Regions from separate parts of the Homo sapiens genome. Here region 1 is linked to region 2. Evidence: chromatin contacts called from ENCODE Hi-C data. All regions are on one chromosome and are shown on one strand. The core of a region is the stretch at or near the end of the contact, and the rest is flanking DNA. Distances in the headings are between cores, read along the strand shown.

Region 1 (4,219 bases), core at 23-2,522, 1.1 Mb after region 2:
AACTGTTGTTACTATCCTACATATCAAGACTTATTATAAAGCATTTAATTCTGGTCCCATGTCCCTCTACCACTTCACTATTCCAACTCTCTTCCTTTCAACATCCAGCTGGTATGTGTGAGGATGTGCATATGTATTTTTATATTCATATAAGCACAACATAAGTGGACAAGAAAACATGCTACAAGAAAAAAGAAAACAGGCAATGTAAGTTGTTTTTGAACTATCCTATTCTACATGTGATTGTTCCATTCCACATGCAGGGACCCACTCTTTGGATACCCAGTCAAGGGCATCACTGCATACTCTGTCTTGGTTGCCATGGATTTTCTGATGAATATTTCCATTCCTTTGGTTTTCGTGAAGCTATGCCACAGAGGAGCCCTGCATGCTCAGTCTCCTCCTTGTTCTGCTCTACAGAGTGAATCTCCTTTGGGGATATATGTTTGTGGGTGTGAGAGTATGTGGGCAACTGTGTGTCCAAAGTGAGTGTGTCAGCTCACTGCATGGGAACACCAGCCAAAATGCACTGTCAAGTCCAAAAGAAGCCTTCTATTCTTATGGTACTCTAGAAGGTGTTACGACTCAGGGTTAAAGTTTTAATCCATTTTGAGCAATAATATTGACTTTGTTCCTTTGCACTTCTTATCAAATGCAGTACTTTAGAAAGGAGCTCCCTAACAGTCATTCTTGGCCTTATAAATAAGTGTTTCTTAAAAACCAGTTTATCCCCTGTTTTTATTGCCAATCAACTCACACATTTTGTTAAAAGGACATAGCGGATTTTTTTTTAGAGTAAGATTCCAAATTATGCTAAGAAAATCTTTCGTGAAGGTAAACATTCTCTCTCCAAAGTTTGTAGGCGAGCAGACCTTATTGGGAAAGGATGTTATTATGAAAACCCACTTGTTCTTCTGGGTGAAGAAATAAAAAAGAATGAAAAATACAACCCAGAGCATCATTCAGAATCCACCCCAGGCCATGCTGGGGACTGGGGAGAGGGAAGCAGTTAAGATCCTGACAGACTACCAAGAGGTAAGTTCCAGAAGCCAGTGTTCATTTGCAGCTATTCATGTGGAAAGAATCACTGTCACTTCTGCCTGCTGATAAACATGCCACTTCAACATCTGTCTTAATAGACCAAAGAAATGAGAAGAACTAAAAACATCTTTGAATGGCACTAATGAGAACAGGAAGCTGAGCAGAAATGAGAAGCAAGTTTGCAGGAAGATTTAGGAAGGTTGCAACCCATGCCTAGACACGTCAAGACACATCTTTCCATGTCTTCATAGTCAACCCGGTCCCGTGACTCCTTTGCTTTCCTTTTCTGAATTTAGTTCCTCATTCAACCTCAATTGCATCATGTTGGTATGATTATCCAGAGGAGCTAAAGCTCCCTCAGCCAGCAAAATCACAGGAATTCTACCATACTACAAATATAAGTTTTGGTAAGATAAACCTAAGGTTACATTTTTCTCATTTCTACTTCTTTTTTCTTTTATAATAACAGAAATAAATAAATTAATTCATAGATTAAAAACCTTCAAATAATGGCTAACAAGATGCTGAATTGGCACAGTTCCCTTTCTTAAGATTAACTCAAGAAAAATTATAGGAAAAAAACCTCAAAGAAAACCGTGAGAAACCTCTAAGGTGACCTGAGGCTGCCGCTTTGAATGTGTGTGTGAAGACAGTGCATCTTCTTGGTCTGGGACAGGAGGCAGCCCCACCACACTGGGGAGGAAATGATGGGAAAGGAACTGTTGGAGTCTGCTATTGTTTCCCTCCACTCCACTTCCTCCAGGCGCACAGTAGCTGCTCCCACACCTCCTGTGACTCAGAACTCTAAATGTCAAGAAATCCTGGAGAGCTAAATAGGGGTTGTCTGTCCCACCTTGTGGCTCCTCTAAGTTCACCATGGGTTTCCAAGATTGTCACAGAAGGAAAAGGGATGCAAAAGGACATGTGCGAGAGGTTTTTATGAACCAGACTGGAACTGGAACTGATTGCTCCTGGTCACTTCCAATTGTCCAGAAGCCATAGTCACCTAACTACGTCTTTCCAAGAGAGAAGCTGGAAAACACAGTCCTGTGGTAGGCTCAAGAGGAAGAGGTGGTGGTTTTAGTGGAGATCCAGCCAATCTCTGCCCCACCTAGAAAATGCAATCCTATCACCAATACTTGTTTTTTCCTTTAAACCTTTACTTTCTGCTCCTTTGAAAGAGTCAAATGGAATGTTGTATATTAAAGATACTTTCTAACTTTAAAATCCTTTAAAACTAAGAAACGTAATCATCCTAATTATCAGATAATCTCCCAAGCATTTTGACAAAAATGAGACAGTTCTCATGGGAATTATGTTGAGTGAAGAAAGCCAATCCCAAAAGGTTATATACTATATGATTCCATTTATGTAATATTCTTAAAATGGAGGACAAGATTAGGGGTTTACAGGGATTGGAGAGAAGGGAGAGGAAGAGGGAGACACGTGTAAGAAGGGCAACAAAGGGAACCTACTGGTGAACTATTCTATACCTTGACTGTGGTGGTGGTTGTACAAACCTACACTTGCAATTATGTTGCACAGAACCAAATGCATTCATACACACACACACACACACACACACACACACACACGTGAGTACAATAAAACTGGAGGGCTCTGAATAAGATTGGTAGATTATGCTAATATCAGTATCTTGGGTTGTGAAATTGTCCTGTAGTTTTTCAAAATGTTTCCATTGGAAGAAAATGGGTAAAGGGTACATGGGAATTCCTCTGTATTATTTCTTACAATAATGTGACTCTACAATTATCTCAAAATTAAACATTTAGTTTTAAAAAGTGGGACACAGTTATCCAGCTCAATGGAATATTGATGACAAAAGGCTGGACATAGTTGTCCTTTCCCCAGCTGGTTTTATAAGTGTCTCTCTGTTCTTAAATAGTGGTCTACTTAGTGTCCTCCAGATCCTTCGGCTTGGCCTCAGCAGCAGTAAGAGAGTTAGGGGTAAATGTTCACCAGTGAGCTACTAACTGTGTCTGATGACTTTGGAGAGCATCCAGTGAGGGCTATAATCAGTGATGCTTGGAGCTTGGTGAGAACCAGACTCATGCCTTGAGGAAACCCTGGGAAAGACAAATGGAGGTTCTCAGGATCAACTGAAGAAACTCAGATGCTAGCAAATGGTCACCACACTAAAACGGTGAGAGAAAAAGAATCCCAGTGACTTTACTAAAGGCTCACTAATTACACCTCTACTGGCAGTGATCCCCTGGGACTCTAAGATATGAAGCACGATTTGCATCTTCCCTCTCCTTTTTCAGTTCATTCTCAGAAGTTTGTTTCAATTTGAGGGTGGCTTCACTATGGCAGGCTGGCCATGAAGGGGTTGTAAAGAATGAAATTAATATACACACCCACACCCAACCTCTAGTAACCACCATTCTATGTTCTGCTTCTAAAAGTTTGATTTTTTTTTAGATCCTGAATATGAGAACATGTGGTATTTGTCTTTCTGTGTCTGGCTTATTTCACTTAGCATAATGTCCTCTAGGGAGTGAACAGGGAAAGGAGAGATGTTAATCAAAGGGTACAAAGTTCCAGTTACACAGAAGGAATAAGTTCTGGTAATCTGTTGCACAGCATGGTGACTATAGTGAAGAATAATATATTATGTATTTCAAAATTGCTAAAAGGGTAGATTTTAAATGTTCTCACCATAAAAAATGAGAAGTATGTGAGGTAATTGTTATGTTAATTAGATTGATTTAATCACTCCACAATCTATATAGGTATTGAAACATCACATTGTACCCCATAAATATATACAATTATTGTCAGCTTATAATAAAAGTAAATTTTAAAAATAAATAAGAGTCGATTCCATAAAAAAATGAAAGGAATGAAATCTAGAGCTAGCTATGGACTAAGGGAGTGAGGGAGTGAGGGTAGACAAGTTGGGGTGTGAAAACACAGGTCACGGAGACGGTGTTTTGTTGTATAGTCATTTCCAATAAGTAGGAAAACAATTTGCATATTATTAACATTTCAAGTTTGTATTCAATGTAATTACCATTCAATTTCCTTCCAACTATACATCATTTTGTAATAGCTTTGGGGTGGGATAAGGGGAGGGATCTGAACCAGTAATTCATTGTCGTTTGTGGTCAGCTCCAGTATATTCTAATAACTGAACGTGTCAAAAGCCTAAAGCTTT
Region 2 (4,292 bases), core at 1,324-3,823:
TTCTCTCTTAACTAGTCTCACTGGGAATTTATCATTTGTGTAATATACTCAAAGAAAACTTTTGGCTTTATGTTTGTTTTCTATTTCATTGACCTCTGCTCTTATTTTTATTATTTTCTTCATTCTATTCTCTCTGAGTTTAATTTGCTATTATTTTCTAGTTTACTGATTCTCAGCCTTCTTCTTTTGTAATATGTTTTAAAGCTGCAAATTTCTCTGTAAGTAATGTTTTGTCTGTATTCCGTAAGTTAATACGTTACATATTCGTATAACTTAGTTAATATATTTTCTAATTCCCATCGTGGTTTCTTTTTTTTTTTTAACCCATGGGTTATTTAGGCATGTACTACTAATTTCATACATTTAGGGTTTTTTTTGTTTATATTTATATATATATTATATATATTGTTTATTTAATTGTTTATATATGTATTATTCTTTATGATTGCAATCCTTTGATATTTGCTGAGATTTCCTTCTAGTATATAGTTAAAGCCTATCTCTGATAAACAGCATGTATTTGGAACTTTAAATCCAGTCGATAATTTTTTATTCTAGTTGGAATAATTATGGCATTTATATTTTCTTTTTACTCGAATAACTTCCTTTAGTATTTTTTTTTAGCAGGTATGTTAAATTTTTTTTTCTAGTTTTTATTTGGAAATGTCTTTGGTTTGCTTTTTTTTTTTTGGAGACAGGGTCTCATTCTGTCACCTAGGATGGAGCACAGTGGCGCAATCACAACTCACTGCAGCCTTGACCTTCCACGCTCAGGCAATCCTCCCACCTTAGCTTCCTAAGTACGTGGGACCACAGATGCACTTATTTCCACACACCTGGCTAATATTTTGTATTTTTTGTAGAGACGGGGTTTTGTTATGTTGCCCAGGCTGGTTGTGAACTCCTGGGCTCAAGCCAGCCTCCCATCGTGGGCCCAGGGCAGGTATTCTCATATAATACATGGTGGGGAGGGGCTGCCCGTGGAAGAGCAGCCCACTTCTAAGAGGAAAAAGGGTAAAGCTGAGCCTAAATGCCTTTTATTTTTTATGGAATTTATCAGTCATATAATTCACACTTCCTCCGTTAGGGTGGAGTGATTAAAGAGGGGAAGAATGGCCAGGTGGGCCAGACCAGCAGAGCCTTCTTCAAACTTCTAGAAAACACTGGGAGTTGAGAAAAAGCATCCTTCAACCCAGCAATTATTATCCCCATTTCACAGATGAGGAAACTGAGGCACAGAGAATCCAAGGAACCTGACAAGGTTCTGGGTGGGTGCAGATCCAAGGGCACACAGACTGGCAAATGGAATATGGGCTGGATTTCAGCTCTCTCTCACTGCCTCAGCGAGGCGTCTTTGTGTAGTGCACATACTACACAACTCTACACAGTGCTCTTGATTTGAAACCAGGGCCAAAGTAATCCCAATGGTAAATATATCTGCATCCCCTGCCCTTCCCAACTCCCCTCCATCAGTGCCCCCTTCCCCTTGTTTTTTGTTTAATTCAGTTTGGTAAACATGGGTCTCAGTCCTAGTGTGTACCAGGTCCTGTGAGTTCTTCAAGGGGAGACACACATGTGCACATATAATTCTTCTAAAGCGTGGGAAAGTGCAGTGAGATGGCATCAGAGCTGGCCATATGCACAGAGCCAGCTCCACCGCTCTGTCCTAAGGAAGCTGGAGGAGAGGGAGCTACTTGGGGCCCTTTTTGGGCCTCCAAACATCAGGTTCAGGAAAATCCATGGAAGTCACACCTAGGGGCACAGGTGGGGTTAGGGGGCAGGTGGAGGATGCAACCTGCTGAGATGTTAGGCGGTGTGAGTATCTGTGCAGTCAGGCCCTCCTAACTCTGACACTCCTCAGATCTGACTCCGGGAGCTGAAGGGACTATTTTCTGGTTTATTTTTTGTTTTTCTTCTGTGCCCTTTGATATCAAGAGATGCTTGGAAAATATGTCACCTGGACTCCCATTGTGGGGGTTGTGGCTGTTTGGGGCCACCTGTCACTTGTCGCTGGCTTGTCAGGGCTGCCCTTGTTGGGTTCCTCTCACCATCACTCAGAACCATGGGGACTCTGGCCCTGACTGGGCAGTCCTCTAACCCTCGTCTCTCTCTCCCTCTCGCTAGAGTGCTGTGTTGCGGGCGGGGGCCTTTCTCTACACATTTGTGGCTCTTGCTGTCACCCACACACCTGACCTGAGTAGACCCTCAGGAAACTTCAGATGTAGTACGGAGCATGGGAGAGGAAATTTTTACTTACAACCCCCCAGGGCTAGGTCTTCCAAGCCTCTTGGCTCCTCAGGGGCACTTTGTGAAGGTGGGTTCTTTGGAGGCACCTCACTTGTGTTGCTCACAGCCCTCCGTTGGGGTGTGCTGGCCTGTCATTTGTCTGAGGGCCCCTCAGAGTGAGTTTCTGGACCTGCAGATGGCCACATGGACACTCCTACAGTTGGCTTTCTGCAGATTAACTCAAAACACACCATGCTGGGCATCTAGCAATAGGTGTAGGCATAGGCTGCACAAGTTCCAGCCACTTACTTGCTCAGTCAGCTTCAGAAACCTGGGTGTAACTGTGGTCATGAATTGAGAAGAGTTTTATCCTCCCTTAGGAATTCAACCCACAGCAGTTGCCACAGCACTGACATCTAAGGGTCAGGGCTGGTGAGCAAATGTGTGCCCTGTCACATGGCTTCAACCATGGAGCCGTGGGATCCAGGGGTACCAAGATATGAAGGCCTATGGTATAAATGAGGGTTCTGAGGCCCAGAGAGGGGCACAGACCTCTCCAGGGTCACACAGGCCATCAGGGTCAGGGACCAGATGACCTGACAGTATAGGCAAATAGAGGGGTGCATGTGTTTCCTGTTGCTGGTGTAGCATTACCATAAGCTTAGTGGCTTGAGGACAAACACAGATTGATGGTTCTGGAGGTCAGAGGTCTGAAGGATGTCTCACTGGTCTGCAATCCAGGTGTCAGCAGGCTGCATTCCTTCTGGAGCCTCTAGGGGAGAATCTGTTTCTTTGCCTTTTCCAGGTTTAAGAGGCCACCTGAATTCCTTGGCTCCCTTCCTTCACCTTTGAAGCCAGTGACGTTGGCTGAATCCTGCTCAGGCTGCCTTCTTTCTGCTTTTCCCCTTCCTGCTCCCTCTTCTGCTTTTGAGGACCTTTGTGATTACCTTGGACCCACCTGGTTGATCCAGAACACTCAGCATATCTCAAGGTCAGCTGATTAGCAACCTTGATTTCATCTGCAACCTTAATCCCCCCTTGCCATGTAACCGAACACATTCAGGGGGTCTGGGATTAGGATGTGGACATAGTTGAGGGAGGGGGTCATTTTTATGCCTGCCACAGAGGGCAGCTGTTTGTTGGAGCACTGTACTTTTTTTTTTTTTGTCTCACTATGGTTTTTAAAATATTCATCTACTCTCTCAATCTCCCTTCTGACCACTCTCAAAAGATTTTTTTGTGTTTTTCACATTTCCCCCTGTCTCACTGTCACATCTGTCTCTTTTTTATCTGGACCTTGTGTGGAAAAGGCAACAGGAAACCCACAGCCATGCCATCCCCAGAAGCAGCAGGCTTAGGTGAGGGGAGGATGTCTAGCTTTGGGGCCTGCTGTGGTGAGTCCATGGAGCTTAGGGTCATCATTAATTTCATGAAATGGATTTTGTCCTGGAGAAAGTGAGTATCTTCCCAGAATACAGCCTTGAAGTATGATATAGTCCATGCAATTGAAGTCTAATTTAGACTTTTAAAAAAGATTTTAAATTAAGCATTTTAAAAAGCAGGGTGGAATACATGCATCTTTAGGACTTGTTTACATTCTTAACTTCATAGACTGTCAGTGCTGGAAAGATCCTTAGAATCCAAACCCTTTATTTGGCAGGCGGGGAAAATAGAGCCCCAGAGAACAGAAAGGAAATGACTCACTTGAGCTTTTGCAGGTGTAGCAAAGTTATTTTCATAAACTCTGTTTTCCCTTGTAGTTAATGTTTAAAGCTTTCTTTTTAAATAGGCATGCTCCTCCTGTATTCACTTAAAGCCTCCATCACAGATGTCACTAACCAACATATGATGTCTTGCTCTTCATGTTACAGATCCTTTGGTTTTGGGTAGACTTGATTTCAGACTCTGAATTCCTGGAGTCATACCCTCAAAAAAAAAAAAAAGACCCTGTCAATTCACAGACATACTCATTTATTCAGTTAATTTATTCAACAACTATTTAGCAAGGACCAGCAGTATGTTAAAGATGGCTTGTACTGGCTTCGAATGCTGATTTTTAGTGCCCC

What was found. Hi-C counts contacts between places; a loop is a spot of excess contacts on that map. Pooled maps may share reads with other maps.
Region 1: a loop to region 2 is called in a map with no recorded cell type, with 7 times the contacts of the local background. The contact joins two enhancer-like sites. A Hi-C loop is called at or near these places in 3 of 37 single-sample maps with no recorded cell type and 3 of 50 pooled maps.

Annotation. Positions count from the first base shown.
Region 1 is chr7:31,889,204-31,893,422 of GRCh38, forward strand. All of the region lies in intron 2 of PDE1C (phosphodiesterase 1C), which reads right to left. Among named protein-coding and RNA genes, the nearest start is that of PDE1C, 180 kb to the right of the region's middle. Within about 2 kb of position 1,273, at least 2 of the 41 ENCODE cell types and tissues checked have a DNase peak (open chromatin) inside an H3K27ac peak, as active enhancers do.
Region 2 is chr7:30,792,743-30,797,034 of GRCh38, forward strand. All of the region lies in intron 5 of MINDY4 (MINDY lysine 48 deubiquitinase 4), which reads left to right. All of the region lies in intron 7 of INMT-MINDY4 (INMT-MINDY4 readthrough (NMD candidate)), which reads left to right. Among named protein-coding and RNA genes, the nearest start is that of MINDY4, 23 kb to the left of the region's middle. Within about 2 kb of position 2,574, at least 7 of the 41 ENCODE cell types and tissues checked have a DNase peak (open chromatin) inside an H3K27ac peak, as active enhancers do.